Linked DNA regions of Mus musculus: region 2 is linked to region 1. A link is a loop called in an ENCODE intact Hi-C map of the cell type or tissue named here. Cell type or tissue: gastrocnemius. All regions are shown on one strand. Links, peaks and the distances in the headings refer to the core of each region. The heading gives the core; the rest is flanking DNA. Region 1 holds the start of n-TKctt24 (a tRNA gene). Region 2 overlaps Capn12 (calpain 12).

What was found. Peaks named below come from ENCODE experiments on the same cell type or tissue, not always from the same donor. Only the 100,000 strongest peaks of a DNase experiment are listed, where the experiment ranks them.
Region 2: it touches region 1 in a loop (2.2-fold over the local background); 2 of 42 quality-filtered maps call a loop at or near these places.

Annotation. Positions count from the first base shown.
Region 1 is chr7:28,791,035-28,796,400 of GRCm38, forward strand. Rinl (Ras and Rab interactor-like) reads left to right here. Exons shown (of 12, transcript NM_177158.5): 4 at 1,203-1,305; 5 at 3,788-3,860; 6 at 3,944-4,008; 7 at 4,624-4,770; 8 at 4,857-5,312. It overlaps n-TKctt24 (a tRNA gene), which reads right to left and starts at 3,026; the gene lies at 2,954-3,026. In gastrocnemius, for the core only: CTCF peaks have their summits at 1,968 (motif pointing left) and 3,042 (motif pointing right); no DNase peak of the experiment used is centred there; H3K4me3 peaks cover 200 bases; H3K27ac peaks cover 409 bases.
Region 2 is chr7:28,891,104-28,896,418 of GRCm38, forward strand. It overlaps Capn12 (calpain 12), which reads left to right. Exons shown (of 21, transcript NM_001110807.1): 19 at 1,516-1,632; 20 at 1,720-1,778; 21 at 1,859-2,482. The coding sequence ends at 1,885. Actn4 (actinin alpha 4) reads right to left here. Exons shown (of 21, transcript NM_021895.3): 18 at 4,986-5,132; 19 at 4,329-4,409; 20 at 3,398-3,556; 21 at 2,145-3,284. The coding sequence ends at 3,126. Among named protein-coding and RNA genes, the nearest start is that of Gm44700, 4.8 kb to the left of the region's middle. In gastrocnemius, for the core only: a CTCF peak has its summit at 2,747 (motif pointing left); a DNase peak (open chromatin) is centred at 2,753; H3K27ac peaks cover 532 bases.

The DNA of each region.
Region 1 (5,366 bases), core at 53-5,052:
AGTACTAGGGATGGTTGAGCCCAGTGTTCCATGCACTGAAGGCAGGCGCGCTTCCAGCTGAGCTAAATCTCCAGGCCTGTTCTGTAAGGACATCAACAAATGTATTTGTCTTTCCAATAGCAAGGCACCTGGCAGCTGGAGTTTAGCAGCTCAGTGACATCAGGGCTGGCTATTCTCGGAGCTTTCTTCATTTCACCTGGGGTCTGGCCCTGGTCTATGATATGTGTATCCTAGGCAGGAAGAAAGGAGGTGCCAGGTGTCTTGTGCCTCTGACCCGAGGAAGAACGCATGCCAAGGACTGGAGAGCCAGGCTTTAAAAGCTCACTTAGGGAGTGGGGGAGGCTGGACAGATGGCTCAGTGGTTAAGAGCAATGTCCGCTCTTCCAGAGGTCCTGAGTTCAATTCCCAGAAACCACATGGTTGCTCATTACCATCTATACTGGGATTAGATGCCCTCTTCTGGCATGGAGGTGTACATGTAGATAGAACACTCATATGCATAAAATAAATAATTAAATCTTTAAAAAACAACAAACAAAAATACCTCACTTGGAGCCTGGCAGTGCTCCTAGCATTTGAGAGGCAGAGGCAGGCAGATCTCTGAGTTCAAGGCCAGCCTGGTCTACACAGTGAGTTCCAGGACAGCCAGGACCTGTTTGGGGGGGGGGGGGGAGAAAAATCAAACAAAATAAAGCTCACTTGGGAGTTATGTGGTAAAGCCAAGCCAGCACTGAGTACATTTACCTGAGCCAATATCACTGTGTAATCAGACTATTCTTGAACCCATTATCCTCCAGCCTCAGCTTCCAGAATGCTGGAATCACAGCTGTGTGCCTCCAAGCCCAGATGTTAATCATTTCCTGTAGCTCAGCACACTATGGCCTTGAACAAGACATTCCTCAGGGCTGTGCCTAGTGGCTCACCAGGAGTCAGAGGCAGGAGGATCAAGAGTACAAAGATAGTTTTTGCATATCAGATATTTCTATTACAGTTCATAAGAGTAGCAAAATTAGAGTTATGAAGCAGCAACAAAAGTAATTTTATGGTTGGGGGGTCACCACTGTCCCTCAATGGTATTAAAGGGTCACAGCTTAGAAAGGTTGAGGACCACCCCTTAAAGCGAAGTGTCAGCAAGCAGGCAGAAAGAAACATCTGCGCATTCCTGCATGGAGCTGATCTCTGCCCTGGCCCCTCTTCTCCAGAGCTTCCTGGTCATCGGACATGAGCCTGGCCAGGTCCTGATGTTGAAGGCAGGACCTTCTTCAGGAGATATCAACACCTATCAAATTCAGAGGTTTCCTGGAGGTGAGGAACCTGCCCTGGGTTTTCAGTCCACACAGCAAATGGGCTGAGAGCTATCTGCTTTGATCCCCAAATATCTCTTGAGTCTCCCCAGTCCCACATGCCTCCATCACTGAGTCTGAGCTAGCCCAGCATTTCCTGCCCAGACCACTGCAGTAGTCTCCTCCCCTGATGTCTCTGCAGCTCCCTTTGCTCTTGAAACCCTTGCTGAGCACAGCAAAGAGGTGTGTTCACACATGGGCTTCCTGTGGTCCAACCCTCCCCCAAACCCTGGAGGTGTTTGGTAACGTCCCTGAATGCCAAGTTAGGTGGCCATCGTGAGCTACAGTGCTGTCTGATTCAGCTTGCTTCTGCCCCTCCGTTTGCTTCAGGCCCACACTCACTGCCAAGCCCCGTTGCTCTCCTCTCTGTTCCCGCTAACCCAGCTGCAAGATGTCGCTACTGTCTGTCCTTCCTGCCGGAGCGTTCTTCCTTGAGTGGTTGACTTAAGTCTCCATCCTTGAGAACCTCCATAAGAAGATAACCTGTGTTGATTCGAGAATTCAAGGACTGGAGCTGGAGTGCTGGACCCATCTTCCAGAGTCCCAGCACTCATGTGACATGGCTCGAACCCCACCTGTAACTCCAGTCCCAGGGAATCTAGTGCCCTCTTCTGTCCTCTGTGGGCATTAATATACCACACGGACACGGGCAGACAAAACAACCATACATATAAATAGAATTTTTTTTTTTTTTTTTTTTTTTTTTGGTTTTTCAAGACAGGGTTTCTCTGTATAGCTCTGGCTGTCCTGGAACTCACTTTGTAGACCAGGCTGGCCTCGAACTCAGAAATCCGCCTGCCTCTGCCTCCCAAGTGCTGGGATTAAAGGCGTGCGCCACCACCGCCCGGCTGGAATAATTTTAATATAATAAAAAGAAGAGTTTTAGTCTAGCCTGGGCTACATATACAAAAGCAAAAGGAAGCCTGGTGTGGTGGCTCAGGACTGTATTCTCACGCAGAAAGATTGCCATGTGTTTTGAAGCCAATCTGGGCCACACAGTGAGATCCAGGCCAGCAGATCTCAGTGGATCTGGGGGACATCCCAGGTGTGCAGGGGGCATCACTGCCCCTAGGATCCAGGGATGGTTGCTTTTAGGTTTATTTATTTACTCTGTGTATATGAATACATCATAGCTGTCTTCAGACACACCAGAAGAGGGCATTGGGTCCCTTTATGGAGAGTTTTGAGCCACCATGTGGTTGCTGGGAATTGAACTCAAGACCTCTAGAAGAACAGTCAGTGCTCTTTTTTAAAGAAATATTTATTTATTTATTATATGTAAATACACTGTAGCTGTCTTCAGACACTCCAGAAGAGGGTATCAGATTTCGTTATGGATGGTTGTGAGCCACCATGTGGTTGCTGGGATTTGAACTCAGGACCTTAGGAACCTTAGTCGGTGCTCTTAACCTCTTAAGACCTTAGTCAGTGCTCTTAACTGCTGAGCCATCTCACCAGCCCCCCCCCCCCTTTTTTTTTAAAGGATGGCTTCCCTACTGAGCCCACTTCATTTTTACTTGGTTTATTTTTATTCCCTTTGAGGAAAGAAATTCTTGTGTTGACTGAGGTTTTTGCTCTTCCCTTATTCAAACACAAAAGAACCATCTTTCCGCCTGAACAGGGACTTGAACCCTGGACCCTCAGATTAAAAGTCTGATGCTCTACCGACTGAGCTATCCAGGCTCTTCAGTCAGTGCTCTTAACCACAAGAGGGTGCTCTCCAGCCCCAAAGAGGTGATCTTATCCCCTCCTACCACAACTGCCTTCTCCCCCTCCTCTTCCTCCTCCTCTTCTTTAGGGCTTTTCTTTCTTTCCTTCTCTCTTTCTCTCTCTCTTTCTCTTTCTTTCTTTCTTTCTTTCTTTCTTTCTTTCTTTCTTTCTTTCTTACTTTCTTTTTCTCTCTCTTTCTTTCTTTCTTTCTTTCTTTCTTTCTTTCTTTCTTTCTTTCTTTCTTTCTTTCTTTTTCTTTCTTTTTGTTTTTTGAGACACGGTTTCTCTGTATAGCCCTGGCTGTCCTGGAACTCACTTTGTAGACCAGGCTGGCCTCGAACTCAGAAATCTGCCTGCTTCTGCCTCCCGAGTGCTGGGATTAAAGGCGTGTGCCACCACGCCCAGCCTTTATGGCTTTTCAAGACAGGGTTTTTCTGTGTAGCCCTGGCTATCCTGAAACTCATTCTGTAGACCAGGCTGGCCTATGAGAAACAGTGAGACAGTGTTTCAACAAAACAACAACAACAAAAACTGAAAACATTTTTGATGAGTTAACTTATTTGGTGTCAGAACATCGAGAGAGAAAATGACGTCAACTCCCAGTGGTGGAAACAACCTGTCTCTGAGGGAGGAGTATGGGGATGGGGAGTAGGAGTGTGGGGAGGCTGGGCCACAGGGTAGGGTGAGGTGTGCAGTGGCCACCCTGTAACTCCCCTTTCTCTTCCCCTCACCAGGTGTGTCCCTGGAATCCTCCAACCTCTGCATGCCCGACTGTCCCCATCTCCTGGCCTTTCTGTCAGCCAGCAGGTACAGGTCATCTGGCAGAGGGACATGGGACCTTCTGCCTGAGATACCCATCCATACCAAGGCTTCCCTCTCTCTTAACTCAGGGACGTTTTGCCAAGGACCCTGCTCTTGCCCACGCCTACTGTGGGGGCTGGAGATAATCACTCAGGTGAGGTCCACTGCTCCAGGAAGGAGAGCCCAACCTGCCTCTTTGTGGTCCAGAGAGACTGGATCTAAAGGACCAGATAACTAACTGGGTTTGAAAGAAGCTGGGAGTGGGGCAAGAATGAAAAGAAGCTGCGGTGGTGGCCCACGCCTTTAGTCCCAGCACCCAGGAGGCAGAGGCAGGTGGATTTCTGTGAGTTCGAGGACAGCCTAGTCTACAGAGTGAGCTCCAAGACAGAGAAACCCTGTCTTGAGAAACCATAAAGAAGAGGAGGGAAAGGAGGAAGGGGGGGGGGGAGTGGAGGAGGAGGAGGAGGGGGAAGAGGAGGAAGAAGAGGAGGAAGAGGAGGAGGAGGGAGGAGGAGGAAGATGAGGAGGAGGAGAAGGAGGAGGAGGAGAAGGAGGAGGAGGAGGAGAAGGAGGTATCTGCAGGGTCAGCTGTGATTGGAGGGGATAAGATCGATCCTGGGATCTAACAGGAGGGCCTGGGAGCTGGGGGTGGGGGAGGGGTGGGAGTGGGACTGCATTCTTGGTCTTAAGTGAGGAAGGATGATGGGAATGAAGTCTCCTGGTGCCCCCTATATACCTGGGACACCTTGTCTCTTCCGCTGACCCTCAGATCCCCATCGGCTTGGCTGCATCCAGGTGGACACCTCAGGGAGGGTGCTGTCTGTAGTGAACCAGCTCTACCTGGAGACACATGGAGGCTGGGGAACAGAGACTCCACAGCAAACAGAGCCAGAGACTGGACAGAAATACAGTCTAGGTTGGCTGGGCGGGGCCCGGGGACCTTGAGAGATGAGGGAATGGATGAACGGCACTGTAATAAGCCAACCTGCGTCTCCCATCCAGCCCCCAGGAAGCCCACCCCACACCGGGTCTCCTGGGTGGAAGACCCTTTGAGACCGGAAGCTCACCATACTGGACAGGAAGTGCATCATCCTGGAGCAGACGCTCACTCCCTTGGGTCGGAAGTGCACTTTTCCTGTCCTGCTCTAGAAGAGGAGGAAGTGAACAACGACTGCTACAAAGATGAAGACGAGGAAGGTTGCGAGGATATGCTCACTGCCCACATCCGTGCTCTGGCCAGGACCCGGAGCAGCTATGTAGCCAGGCAGTACCGATGCCTTCGGGCACGCCTCATCTCAGATTCTGGAAATCCCTACAGCCCAGGGGACCCGGCCACAGAGCTGCTTCAGGATGTGCGCCAGCTCCTCACTGACCTCCAGAATTACCTGGCAAAAGACCCCGACGTCAGAGCTGTCTTTGGGAACAGGGGACCTAGCATCCTTCGGGAAGAAGATCTTGGTAATGGGAATTGGAGGGAAACTCCCCCAAAGGTTTGAGGGTGCCATGCGTTGG
Region 2 (5,315 bases), core at 316-5,315, 100 kb after region 1:
TCCTTCCCTGGAGGCTCTGACTGCTTATCTGTGGCATGGCTAATGTGTAGTATGGCAAGGAGCCCACAAGATGCCACAGAACACCCCAGATACCCTAAAGCACCTTATGAGGCTACGGAGTTATACAACAGAGGATGAAAATCCCATCCTAAGCCATGGAGAAATGTATGTTAGGGTGGGATTATCGTGATTTCAGAAGACCGTCAGCTCCATGCCTCCATGGGTTCATCTGTGACCACTAAGTAGGAGCCGGGGCAGGCAGGCAGGGGGCGGCACGTAGGCTAGTGAGAGATGAGAGACTACAAGTATGAGACCTAGAATAGTGGCCAAGAACATGGAAGACAAGATCCCAAGGCAGAGTCCAAGGTGGGGGCCAGGGTGCTGAACTAAAGCAGTGGACACAGGACAGAGGGGAGGTCGGGAACTTACTCGATCATCCATCCATTCATCCCAGAGTGCCTGGTTGTTTTGGATAGGAGTCTGATAATAATGTTTGCCTGGGAATCTTCAGCAATTCTAAGAGGTTGACAGAGGGCTCCTGGGTCAGGAACTACTGCCATCTAGCCAGGTTTCCCTTCAGCCCTGGGCCAGCATAGACCAATACTCAGGGTACATGGACATCAGAGGGACACCGACCTGCCTCAGGCCACCTAGCTCTGGGCATGGTGTGCCTGGTGTTCGTGGGGGTGGGAGGGGCAGCATCTGTTGAATGAGCACACAAAGGTACAATACAAACTTGTACAGTTATCTTTGAGACTGTATGGGGCTCATGGAAGCTGGGAGGGACAAGTCCTTGGGCCTTAGGGCTTCTAGAAATCCATTGCATTGTGATTCTACAGCAGATGTGACAGAGCCAATGTCTAGACTTTAGGTGCGGCCTCAGAGGAAGAGTCACACAGTGGTACCCAGTCGGGGAGATAGTCCGTCAACCTCTGAAGGCGCAATCACAAAGCTGCACCTGTTGGCACCTTGAGAAGCAGCCTAAGCAACTTAAGTGTCACACTAACTTCCCAGAGGGCTGGGGTTGTAGCTCAACGGAGAGAGCATTTGCTTGGCCTATGCAAGGGCCCCGGGGTTCCACCCCCAACACTCCAAAACAGCCACAAAAGGCCCACATCAGTTGGAGAGTGCTCCTCAAGCGTGCTGGAGGCCCTGAGTTCTAGATCGAGTACCACATAAACCACAGGCTGAACTCTTGGCACCCGAGGAGGGGCAGGGGCCTCAGGAGCTGGTGACAGTCCTTGGCTATGTAGGAGTTAGAGGACAGCTTCTTTCAAACAGCACACAGGAATGCTGCGTAGGTAAGGAACTTTTACTTGCAACTCCAGTGTGAGGGCCAGAGTTCAGATCCCCAGCACCCACGTGAAGGGCAAGTGATCTCGGTGAGCCTCGGCCTCAGTAGAGAAAGGACTGAGGAAGACGCTCCCCATGTACGTGTGCCCACCCCCAACACTAAAATAAGCAGCACCACACGTGGATACTGTAAACACAATAAACAAGGCGGCCTCCTCGTAGGCTTCCACCTCAACAACCAGCTGACCCAGTCCCTCACTAGCCGCTACCGGGACAGCCGGCTCCGTGTGGACTTCGAGCGCTTCGTGTGCTGTGCAGCCCGGCTCACCTGCATCTTCCGTGAGTACTCCTGGCAGGCAGGGTAGGGTGTGGTGGGGTGTGCATCAGGGCTGGTGCTGCGTACTCACCCTGGCCTCTCCCACACAGGCCACTGCTGCCAACACCTGGATGGCGGCGAGGGGGTCGTCTGCCTGACCCACAAACAGGTGAGCTGGCCCGAGGGACAGTGTGGCTCTAGCACCATCCCAGGGCCTCTGCCTCAAGGGTATCTTTCTTTTCTCTTCAGTGGTCGGAGGTGGCTACCTTCTCATAGGTTTGAAGCTGAGGGAGGTCACCCTGCTGCCCGACTCACTGTCACAAAGGTGGTGGCTATGTAACCCTGGCCGGCCTCACAAGTGCTGGGATTACGAGCTGGAGCCATCCCAAACAGAACTGCCACCCTTCCTTTTGAAGCCTCTTCATGTCAGTCCCTGCTTAGAGAGGGGCACAACCCCCACACAGGCACTGGGCTGGTGGGCACTGCCAGCTCCTTGGGGCATGAACAGAGATGCAGGGAGAAGATGACACCAGAGTCCTTCTTAAAAATATTACATGTTTTATTCTCCCATCCCCAGAGGGTGGTTTATCCAGAAACCAAGAAAATAAAAATCAATCAGAATAAACTCAAGGGGGCGAGTGGAGAGAAACCCATTAACGACCAGGCAGGCAGGCCAGCAGCCTGCCTCCACCTCAGAAGGTCCCCAGAGACCTCTGCCCACCGCCACGAGGGGAAAATCAGGAGGGACTGGGGAGGGCATTGAATCAGCTATGTCTTCATTATGAGAGTGAGAGAGGTGGCAGAGATATGCAGCTAGATGGATATATATTTATATAATAAATCCGTAAGTTAATAAAGTAAATAGTAATTCTCTGGAAGGTCTTAAGTTTTTAAAGTTTTCTTTTTTTTTTTAAGTTTTTTTTTTCCTTTTTTTTTTTTTAAATGATTTTTTTGTTTGTTTCTGTTCCATTCTTTGTGTTTTGTTGGTTTTGGTCCTTAGAAAATCTGAGACTCAGAGGCCAGGTGGGCTGGGGCTGATTGCCCCGCAGCCACTCCTGAGGCAGAGAAGGGCTATGGCAGGTCCTCTGCTCCTGGGAGGAGCCACTGGAATCTGGTCCAGGGGAGCTGGGTGCCCTCTGCTGGACTTCTTAGGGCAGGCGGTTCCTGGACAAGGCACATGGGGCTTTGGCCTAGATGTGAGAGGCTTTGAAGGGGCCTCAGGGGCAGAGGGGACCTGGGATAGGAAGGTATCTCTGGGGCACAGGAGTCCGTTGTCCCCTCCAATCGGCTAAGAACCCACAGCACAGCGTATATATTTAGCAGACCAGAAATGCTGATTGCCAAGCCTCCCTCCCCTACAAGACTGAGAAAGAGAGGCCTGCCTAGCCCCTCCCTGCCTGACCCCCTAGAAGGACCACAAAGAGCTCTTTGCATAGATACAGAGTCAGGGTGGGGGCAGGGCTCCTCAGCCCCTCCGGGAGGCCAAGGGAGTCTCTGTTCAGGGTGGCCAAGGGCCTCACAGGTCGCTCTCCCCATAGAGGGCTGTGGAGAAGGACTTGTAGTCAAGGGCGCCAGGAGCAGCATCAGGCCCCTGGTAGGGTGCCATGCGGGCGATGCAGTACTCGGCCTGGTCGGGGGGCAGCTCTCTCCGCAGTTCCTCAGCAGTGATGAAGTTCTAGGGGCATAAACAGGACTCTGAGCCACTGTGTCTTACCCACTTGACCTAGTACCCAGTGCTGGCTCAAGTTTTGGCTACCGGCCGCCAATGCTTCTGTGGGTCGTGCTTACCTTGTCTCCTGCCAGGACCTTGAAGGAGGCGATGACCTGATCAGCTGTGTCTGTGTCTGTGGTCTCCCTTGACATGAAGTCAATGAAGGCTTGGAAGGTCACGAGGCCACTATGGTTGGGATCAACCACACTCATGATCCGGTTGAACTCAGCATCACCCTGTGGGGAGGGGGAAAGGGAGAGGACATAGTACTTAGTGGAGCTGCTTACAGATTCAGTTTTGGAAGAATTCAAAGACAGAAATGCTGCCAAATAGTGCCAGCCTTGGGAGTTTGTCCCTTGGCCTCCTCCCCCCAAGTCTGGGGGAGCAGGGGGTGAGGTTCACTTTCCCAGCTTTGGTGGGTGGGGAAAGAAAATGAGAAACAGAAAGAGAAGGGAGAGAGCTGGAAGACTGTTCCCTGGATACTTGCAGGAAGAGGTTGGTTTTTCGGGGGTGGGGTGGAGGGTGTCCACTGGAAGGACCCCAGCCTCGAGTGCAGCAGAGCAGCGGAGGCAGGCAAGGCTATGTTGCACTGGAGTTGGAGGAGTGAGTGTCCCCAGGAAGATAGGCAAGCTCGGGAGGGAGTGAGGGGGCTGGGGAAGGAGGAGGAGCAGAGGCAGGGGAGGCAGAGGCAGCATACCAGGCTGTATCCTGTGGAGATAAGCAGGGCCCTGAAGTCATCTGAGTCCATGCTGCCTGTCTGCTTCTGCTCCCAGGACGCAGGCATAGCAGAGGCCAGGCCCAGATTAGGCCCCATGTGCACAGCGGACAGACAGGACAATGGAGAAGCAAGGAGACAGGAGGCCCAGAGACCAGGTAAGGGGTGAAGTGTCCAGAGACATGAGGGAGGAGAGGCAAGAGAGCCAGGAGACAGCACAGGATGCCAGGGGTGAAGAGGAGAGAAAGAGAAGAGCAGTTAATGTCGGTCTGCTGGGGCCGTGGTTCGCGTACCTGCCGGTCATTCTCCACGTCATAGCCCAGGCTGATGAGGCAGGCCTTGAATTCCTCAGGCCCCAGTGCCCCGCCATGGTCCTACCGGGGGCCATCGAAGGCAGGCGTACAGGGTGATGCAGGGGCCGGGCCACATGCAGTGGACAGGGGAGGAAGACACAGGGGGAAGGGAAACACACAGTTAGAGGCGATGCAGACAAGGTGGTGGCCAGGGACTGGTGGGGCAGAGAGGTCTTCATGGCCTCAGTAGGGGTCCAGTGGGCAGCATGGAGGACCAAGTCCAGGGCTCAAAGATAGAGGGGACCTTTCCCTGTCTTCAGTGTTTACAGGACAGGGTAAGAGGCTGCACACTGGTACTCACAGAAGTTGAGTGGCTGTGGTACTGGGTGAAAGGAGATCTGGAGACAATCAAACTCAACACTCAGAATTCCTCTCAAGAGGTTACCAGTCTAGATCCAAATTTTAAAAACTCTGAGAGTCCTGGAACCTGTGCCCACCTGGCCTTGTGTGTACTCTGGGGTCCTGCCCATCATGAGGACAGTGGATGGAATGGATGGATGGATGGGTGCAGATGGAGAGGGTACGAAGGGACATACAATGAGGGAGACAAAAGGCAATGCTATGCCAGTGGGGTGGGGTAGGGTAGGGTGAGGTTACCTTGTCAAAATGGTTGAAGGATGCCCGGAACTCCTGCATCTGCTCCTGGCTGATACCCTTGGCATCTCGGGTGAGGATCTGGTTTTCCACCTCATTGATGGTGCGGGCAATGGTCGTGAGCAGCTGCTCCCAGCCCACACGGATATGCTGAGGGAGGAAGAGGGCGTGACTGGATGGACGGGTGGCTGTCAACAAATAAGGTCTGGGGGAGAAGGGGCTCCGTATCTCACCAACTGACAAGGGACACAGGACTTTTGCCAATTATGCGCCTCACTTACTCAGATGAGCAAGGGCCAAGGAGCTTGGGTCATATGACAACTCTTTACAATT